3 separate regions of the Homo sapiens genome follow, and all the other regions are linked to region 3. The links are chromatin contacts, found by Hi-C or POLR2A ChIA-PET in ENCODE. All regions are on one chromosome and are shown on one strand. Each heading gives the region's core, a stretch centred on a gene start or an enhancer-like site at or near the end of the contact. The rest is flanking DNA. Distances are from core to core; before and after follow the strand shown.

What was found. Hi-C counts contacts between places; a loop is a spot of excess contacts on that map. ChIA-PET counts read pairs that join two places held with the same protein, here RNA polymerase II (POLR2A). Pooled maps may share reads with other maps.
Region 1: a map of OCI-LY7 shows a loop between it and region 3 (9-fold over the local background). The contact joins the enhancer-like site here to the promoter of HHAT in region 3. A Hi-C loop is called at or near these places in 1 of 168 maps with a recorded cell type or tissue (OCI-LY7), 2 of 37 single-sample maps with no recorded cell type and 5 of 50 pooled maps.
Region 2: a map of B cell shows a loop between it and region 3 (29-fold over the local background). The contact joins the promoter of PPP2R5A here to the promoter of HHAT in region 3. A Hi-C loop is called at or near these places in 1 of 168 maps with a recorded cell type or tissue (B cell) and 6 of 50 pooled maps. POLR2A ChIA-PET finds 5 or more read pairs at or near these places in 1 of 52 experiments (CD4-positive, alpha-beta memory T cell).

What each region holds. Positions count from the first base shown.
Region 1 is chr1:211,514,071-211,516,770 of GRCh38, reverse strand. No RefSeq gene overlaps it. Among named protein-coding and RNA genes, the nearest start is that of RD3, 23 kb to the right of the region's middle. RefSeq lists silencers at 1,084-1,443, 2,456-2,545. Within about 2 kb of position 1,375, at least 13 of the 41 ENCODE cell types and tissues checked have a DNase peak (open chromatin) inside an H3K27ac peak, as active enhancers do.
Region 2 is chr1:212,284,006-212,286,705 of GRCh38, reverse strand. PPP2R5A (protein phosphatase 2 regulatory subunit B'alpha) reads right to left here and starts at 1,296. Exons shown (of 13, transcript NM_006243.4): 1 at 415-1,296. The coding sequence starts at 595. LINC02608 (long intergenic non-protein coding RNA 2608) reads left to right here and starts at 1,685. Exons shown (of 4, transcript NR_125984.1): 1 at 1,685-1,727. RefSeq lists a silencer at 564-1,533 and an enhancer at 1,704-1,783.
Region 3 is chr1:210,327,487-210,330,186 of GRCh38, reverse strand. HHAT (hedgehog acyltransferase) reads right to left here and starts at 1,285. Exons shown (of 12, transcript NM_018194.6): 1 at 1,083-1,285. RefSeq lists enhancers at 709-1,068, 1,943-2,112 and a silencer at 1,229-1,478.

The sequences.
Region 1 (2,700 bases), core at 126-2,625, 1.2 Mb before region 3:
TTCAGAGGGGGATGACTGGGGCGGGAATAGCAAGGACACAGGCATCATGGGGGCAGATTTGACCACACTGGCTCTGGGCTGTCAAGACAGCCAATCTGGGCTGCTGTCTCTGGCTGCTGTTATGGCTTCATTCCCGGGGCCACTCCACTTAATACAGGGACAGTACTTCAGGTCCGTCTGCCCAGTGCAGTCACATCAGGAGCACCACGGCAGCCGAAGTGAAACCTGGCCAGTCATAGGCAATAACCTTTGACCTGCTGGCAGGTGGGTGTTAGGTTAAATGTTAAGTGACCGGCCGGTCACGGTGGCTCATGCCTGTAATCCCAGCATTTTGGGAGGCTGAGGAGGGCGGATCACCTGAGGTCGGGAGTTCAAGACCAGCCTGACCAACATGGAGAAACCCCATCTATACAAAAAATACGAAATTAGCCAGGCGTGGTGGTGCATGCCTGTAATCCCAGCCACTGGGGAGGCTGAGGCAGGAGAATCGCTGGAACCCGGGAGGCGGAGGCTGCGGTGAGCCGAGATAGCGCCGTTGCACTCCAGCCTGGGCAACAAGAGCGAAACTCCGTCTTTAAAAAAAATTGTTAAGTGACCTCAACTATGTGGCCATGGGGAATTAGAGAGAGTAGAATAGAATCCCCTGTGGGTTGCAAGTGGGAGATGCTGGGATTTTTGAGCATCTTTACTGGTGATCCCTACGGCTGAATTAGGAGAGCTCTCCTGGCACCCGGGAAAGCTTTAACCTCTGGAGTGGCCTTCACAGGAGACAGCCTCAGGATGCTGGGAGAGCCCCTGACCCTCCACAACCTACTACCAATTCCTGCGCGCCGTTCCTTGGGCATGAGGTCCTGAACCTGGTGGAGGAAGGGTAGCAATGCCTTCCATTGTATTGGTTACATGCTTCTTACAGTCAATTAATTGGTTCGATCTTTTCCAGACAGTGCCGGGCTAGAGGCTGACCTTCCCCACTCCCGACCTTGGCTTCTTGAATAACCTCACAGGCCACGGGGCATGCGGGGTGCGCGTGCGTGGCTGGGCCGGCGTAGTCAGCCGGGCGGGAAGGTTTACGGCTTTGGGGAGGCGCCGCCTTGCCGCCCTGACACCGCCCCGCCAGGCCAGCCCGCCGCTCGGTGGCCCCGCCGGCTTCCCGCGGTCGGGACGGGCGCCCCCTGCTGATTGTGGGCGGCGGCGCACCGAGGAGCGGCCCCTGGGAAGCCCAAGACCTCGCCGCGGCTCGAACCCCGCGACCCTCGGCCCGGAGGGAGGTCCTGGCTGCGGGGAGCTGCCCAGACCGCGGTGACTCAGCTAGGTGGCACCGGGAGAGCTGAAGCGGGCGCCCCGCTGGGCCTGGCCACAGGACGGTTAATGATTAATGTTCCATACCGGGTGGAGACGTCGAAGGGGAGGGAGGCCCAGGGGCGCGTCTTGGCCCTGGCTGTGCCTGCAGGAAGCAGAGGCCCAGACGGGGAGAGACTCAGGCCTGGGCTGAGGCGGCTGGGGGCAGGGGAAGGAGCAAGCCGTGAACTCTCTCCTCTTCCCACCCCGCACGCCGCCCCCGTTCTCGATGCCCTTCTCCCCTGCCCCGGGAGCCTCCAGGCGCCGCGCTCCTCCTCCCTGCCTTACCAAATGCCCATCCGTGCCCGCCTCGGTGCCAGGCACTGCAGGCCGCTTTCATATAAATGACTGATTGCCTCTTGCCCATTTTACAGATAAACGCAGAAAGCTCAGGTGATGTGCCCATGGGCTCTCAGCTCACAGGCAGAGTGGGGATTCGAACCCAGCCCCGGACACAGACCAGGTGTCCTTCTACTACCCCACCCATTGCTGCCCAACTCCAGAGACACCTACACCCCAATCTACCAACTTAACCACCTGGGCAGAGGAAATAAGAGGCGGTACTGCCCCCGCCTACAGGGATCGCAGCTCCATTCTCTGCCCTCATAACTCATTACCCTAATTTTAGTCAATCAGAAAATCGTGTCAGGGCTGGACGTCAAGCTACCAGGGATAATGGTTCCTGTTGTAAAATGCTCCTTTGAGCTGAAAGCAATCGTGAAGTGAGGCGCCCGGTTCAAGGAGTCAGCCTCCCGACTTGAGAAGCCAACTGTGGTGGTGCCACGAGGCTGCGATTCACAGGCTCCGGTGGAAAGACCAGGGAAGAAACTTATTTACAAAAATGAGAATAAAAAATATTCTGGGCCGGGTGCGATGAGCCATGCTTATAATTCCAGCGCTCTGGGAGGCCAAGGCGAGAGGATCACTTGAGCCCAGGAGTTGGAGGCTACAGCGAGCAGAGCACCACTGTACTCCAGCCTGGACAACAGAGATATTGTCTCTAACAAAAAGGGAGGTGGGGGGAGGAAATAGTATTCTAACACGAAGCTGCAGGTTCTGCACAACAAGTTTAGGTTTTCCTGTTCTCTCTAGGGTAAATGAGGCATGCAGGCGCCTGCACCCTCCGGGCAAGGACAAGGCGTGTGAGAGTCTCTGGGTCTGCCCCAGCGACGCCGTCGGGCCTCTGGGCGGTGCAGCCTGGTCCGGCATCATCCTGGACGCGCGGGTAATCAGGGCTGAGGGAGCCCAAGGTACATTCTGTCCCTCACCACAAGATGTCGCCGCTGCTAATGGTTAGAGGGCTCTCAGCAAGACCAACTCCCAACCCCAGACTCTGAGTCAGAAACTCTGGGGTTGGGGCCC
Region 2 (2,700 bases), core at 47-2,546, 2.0 Mb before region 3:
GCCGAACAGAGGAGCTGACACTCGGGAAAGTGAAGGTCGGGGAAGGTTCGTGCGGTTGTTAAAGCAAGACCGGGAAAGGGCAAACCTGGAAGAGGAGTGAAGGACTCTACTTCACGGGACGCAAGATAGGAAGTGCAGGTTAAGCAAGCGCGCAGGTGGGGAAGGGTGTTGGCCTCCCCTAGGATGGAAAGAGTTCAGGTGGGAATTAGAAGGAAACAGCCAAGACTTCACAGAAAACCTGTTTGAATAAGGAGGAGGGCGTGAGGTGACGCCAAGGCATTGTGGGGAACTCGGCTCACACACTACCAGTCCCAACTGAGCAGGAGAAACCCAGCAGGAAATGGCTCTGCTGGCGCAGAGGCAAGCGTTGCCAGCCCCTGCGCTCGCTGCTGGGGCTGCGCCCTCGGAGGTTACCTTTGAGCTGGGGCAGCGGGTGCAGCTCTGCCTGGCTGCCCTGGCTGCGAAACTGCGACGAGCCCTGGGAGCGCTTCTGCCTCTGCGCCTTGCGGACCGATTTCCGGGTGAAGCCGTCCACTTTCTCCGAGGCCGAGATGGCGGCGCTGGCAGCCCCCGCCGGCGGCGACGACGACGACATCTCCGCGGCCCTGACGCTTGGCAGCTCCGGCTGCTGCTTGCAAGGCACGGGCAGCGGCGGAGACGGCAGGAGGAGGCGGGGGAGAGGCGCGGGGTGCTCGCGCCCCTGCGCCCCGGCCCCACGGCCCTCCGGCCCCGGGACGCCGCCGAGCTTCTCCTCGCCGCCCGCCAACGCCTCACGGCCACATCTCAGCGCTGGAGGTTCCTGGTCCCCGGCGCGCGGCGAGCTCCCGGGGCTGACGGAGGGAAGGGCGGGGGCGGAGGGGGGTGAAGAAGTTGTTGACTCTGGGCGCGCAGAGCGGGTGGAAGAGAGCCCGAAGTTTAGACAACTGAGGCGGGGGCACGGGGGTGCGGGTGCCGAGCGCGCCTCTCGTCGCTTCTGCCCCCGTCGCCAGCCAGCCGGCCGGCCAGCACCTCAGCGGCCGCTGCCAGCGCAGCCCGCCCTGCCTGGAGCCTCCTCTCAGGGCGCTGCCATCGCGGGTCCCCTCGGAGCCACTGCCGCGGTGCCCGCTCTTCCCGGTCAACGCCGGCCCCTCATCGCCCGGGGCGCTGCCCCGTAGCCCCGGCCCTCTGCGTGCACACACTCGCTCCTTGCCGCGCTGGGCGGCCCGAACCCCCTCCCCCACGCGCCCGTCGGCCGCCCACGGAGAACCCCAGGCGAGCGACCGCTACAACTTGAGAAGGTGGTTGGTACAGGCGACTGGGGAGTGTGTGCGCGTGTGCGCGCGCCAGGGCGCGCGGCCCGGGGAGGGGCCTCGCAAGGGGTGGGAAGGAGGAGTTTGACTGACAACTTCCGCGGGGTCCCGCCCGCCTCTTGGTGCGGCGGCGGGGGAGGGGGCGGGAAAGCATGCCAGCCCTCTTAGCCAATCACACGGCTAAGCGGCAGCGACGGCGTGAGGTGCGGCCTCTTGAGGCAGAGGAGTGGGGCGGGCTGTGTGACGGGCTTCGGCCACAGCCAATCGTAAGTGAAGACGGCGAGCGGGGTGCCCCTGCGTCAGAACAAATGCGGCAAATCGCTTGGGAGGGAGGGGAAGCGCTCCTCCACCAGCGGGCATTTTTGCGCTCACGCGCGACTGCTCCAGGCTGTCATTGCTCTCCTGACCGTCTACGAGAAGACTGGGAAACTTGAGAGGGTGCGTTCAGAGAGCAAAATAGAGCGCCCCTTCCCTTCCCTCACCTCTCTGCTGGCCAATGAAGAACTGAAGCGATTGGTGGGGCGCCGGAGGGCTGGGGCGCGAAAGAGCGCCAGGTGTTACACCACTGAAAGGGGGCGCAGCAGAGGTCAGGTGGCGAGCAAGCAGTGTGATTGACGGGCGAGGGGCCCGGGGAAGGCGAGAAGGTGAGCTCGTCCAATCGTTGCGAGGTCTGGACACCTGGGCGGGTCTTGGCGCCTTACTGGCCCCAAACCGCAAAATTGGTAGTTGCGGAATAAATTTGTAGCTCTTGGGAGGTTCGGACTCCGCAACTCCAGAGAGCTACTCTCGCGTGGGGTTTGGGCAGTCTAGCATCTGCTGCTTCAAAGAGTTCTGCAAGTCCACGCCCTCTAAAAAGAGATTTCTCATTCCCAATTTAGTATCCTGCTAATTTTCACCCCTCCTTGAGCCAAAGGCCCTCAACTACTCCAACGAGAAGAGTACAAATTCATTGGTCAGTGGTGTGTGGATATGGAGGCTTGCCATGTACTCTTACCGGAATCTCTTTCTTGGAGATTCCGTCTAGATTTTGAATTTCTTAAGGACGAGGACTGGTCATCTTAGTTTTTCGTGCAGTGCTTTCCATACGGTGGCCGTTAATAATTATTAATCTGAACAGTCAGCCTCCCTTTGCGCCAATGGACCCAAATCTGTAATCCCCTCCCTCGAGCTCCAGACCTTTTCCTTTCAACATAATAAAAGTAATTGTCGTATATTTAAACGAAGCCACCTGATGCATATGTACAGAAGATTCCAAATTTGGCAGGAAGTTGAATTCTAGACCTAGAACCAAACATACTATCCTCAAAACATTTCCTCCTTCAGATTTGCTGGGCGGTGAAATTGTACATAATCCTCCCAGTCAAGGAGGTTCAAACCTCAGCAGCGTTTCTGACACTTTTCGCTTTCTCAC
Region 3 (2,700 bases), core at 36-2,535:
GGAAGGGGAAAAAAATCATTCCTCAAAGTCTCCTTCAATGAACTACCGCCTCTTCAATGAAGCCTTCCCTCTCCTCTCCTTGCATTCCCATAGCACTTAATCACATTGAAATAGGTCCTTAGCTCTGAGAATGAATGAGATGCCAGGCACGGTGGCTCACGCCTGTAATCCCAGCACTTTGGGAGGTCGAGGTGGGCAGATCACCCGAGGTCAGGAATTCGAGACCAGCCTGGCCAACACGGTGAGACCCTCGTCTCTACTAAAAATACAAAATTAGGTGGGCGTGGTGGCGCATGCCTGTAATCCCAGCTACTCAGGAGGCAAGGCTGGAGAATCGCTTGAAACCGGGATGCTGAGGTTGCAGTGAGCTGAGATTGTGCCATTGCACTCCAGCCTGGGCGACCAGAGCGAAACTCCGCCTCAAAAACACAAACAACAACAAAAACAGAAAGAGAAGCAATGTCTCACTCCCACGTAATGCAAACCTCTGAGGATGCCAAATGCCCTAGCCCTACAACCCTGATCCAAGAGCAATGTACACAGGTAGCAGCACATTTCTTAACACCAATGCTACCCGTAAAGTACCTCTGGTGAGGATTAGCGGGAGGGTTTTTCCGCATAAAGACCTGCCACCTGAAGGTTAGACTCAGAACAGAGGAAGAAAACTGAGTCCTGAAGATAGAACGCAAAGGAAGTCTCTAACTTTAGAGTCCCTGGAGTCACAGCAGGCAGGCAGGCGCACCGCCGATACTGCCAAGAGGACCAGAGTTCGCAACTCCCCGCAGCAGTTCCGGAAGCTGGGGACGAAGCCAAGGAGAGAGGACGTGGGCAGGGCCGTGCGCGGACTTGTCCCGGCGCCTAGATCCCCGCCTTTGCCCGGGCGCACTGCGCGCGCGGCCCCCGCCGCTTTTGTCTTCTTCGCCCGACCGGGAACTTCCTCTGTCCCGCCCTCGGGCGCGCACACGGGAACTTGGGTAGGAAACGGAAAGCGTTTTGTGCATTTTTTTTTTAACAGAGTAAACTGACGCAGAAAATTCAGCATCTAACCTCCCCAGGACCCCCTATGGTCACCAGTTACCAACCTCCGGGCTGTCCCGGGCGGCGGCGACGGCAACGTTCACGCGCGCCGCGAGTTCCCAACACCCCTCTTTCGGCACTTCCGAGTCCCAGCGACATCGGCGGCGGCTGCGGGCTTCCCCGGGACGCCACCCTCTTTCCCCCGGAGCTGCCCTTTGGAGGAGCAGCGCAGCGCGCGTCCTCCGAGCACGCCCCTGCCGCCGTGCCCGCGCGCCCTCCGCGCCCGGACTCGGGAACCCGCGGCGCTCTCCGGGCGATGGCGAGCAGGCCGTGCTGCTGCAGGGGGCGGGCCAGAGCGCGGCCTGCGTTTCTGAACCGCGTTTGCCCCGCCGGCGGCCCGGGGCCCCTAGCCCCGCTCACCCCTCGGCTGTTGGTTCCCACTGACCCTGGCGTGCATATCTCTCCCCCACCCGTGTGTTCATTGCAGGTCTGGGGCTGCCTGCAAGTTAATTGCAGAGTGGAAGTCACCTGAAACTCGAGGTGGGCCGTCATTCCAACACCAGTGGTCCCCACCTACGTTTTGTAGGCGAAAGGAGGTAGTTCGGTGCGGTGGAAAGAGGGTGGGCTTTGCAGCCCTGGCAGCTTCGAGGGCTTACTGTGTGAACTTAGCCCCTGTGAGCCTCCCTGTACACCTCTGTAAAACAGAAATAGACTTCCCTGCTTTTCTTTGTAAATTAGAGTGAAGATCAAATAGAATAAACTTTATGAATTGTAAAGCAACTTACAGAGATCACTACTGCAAAATGGGTACGAAGATTTTGATTGCGTTGTGAAAAGAGTGGAAGATCTGAAGATGCTCCAACGGGGTATAATTGGGACGATGTTGCTGCTCGGAGGCCTCCAAGCCTGAGCCAAGAGACAGGCTTGCCAGAGTTCTCCAGACTTATCTCAGCAGAATCACGTGGCTCTCATTAAAACCTCGGGCTTCTGGATCCCTCCCCAAACCAAAAGCATCAGACTGTCCATGGCAGGGGCGTCTCAGGTGGTTCTATGATAAGGTGAAGGTGGATAACTCTGCCCTAGGCAGCAGGGAAACTCGGAAGCTGTGCTCTCAGAAATTTCATCTAGCAGTCATTGTAATGGTCGAGAGGATTATTTTAATGATTTTAGAATTCTCCAGGAAACCAGAGTATGAACTCTCCAAGAGCTGGAGCTATCTTTTCTTTCTGCTTCCCCCCAACCCACTCACCCCAAAACCTGGTACTGGATGGTGTTCAGTAAGCAGGTGTTAGTAAACTAGCCCCAAATAGGAGTGCCAGATTTAGCAAATAAAAATACAGCATACTCAATTAAAATTGAATTTCAGGCTGGGCGCGGTGGCCCACGCCTGTAATCTCAGCACTTTAGGAGCGGTAGCAGGAGGATCACTTGAGGCCAGGAGTTTGAGACCAGCCTGGCCAACATGGTGAGACCCCGTCTCTACTAAAAATACAAAAATTAGCCGGGTGTGGTGGCCTGCACCTGTAATCCCAGCCACTTGGGAGGCTGAGGCACGAGAATCGCTTGAACCCGGGCGGCAGAGGTTGCAGTGAGCTCAGATCGCACCACTGCACTCCAACCTGGGTGACTGAGCCGGACTCTGTCTCAAAAAAATAAGTAAATAATTTCAGGTGAACAATATGT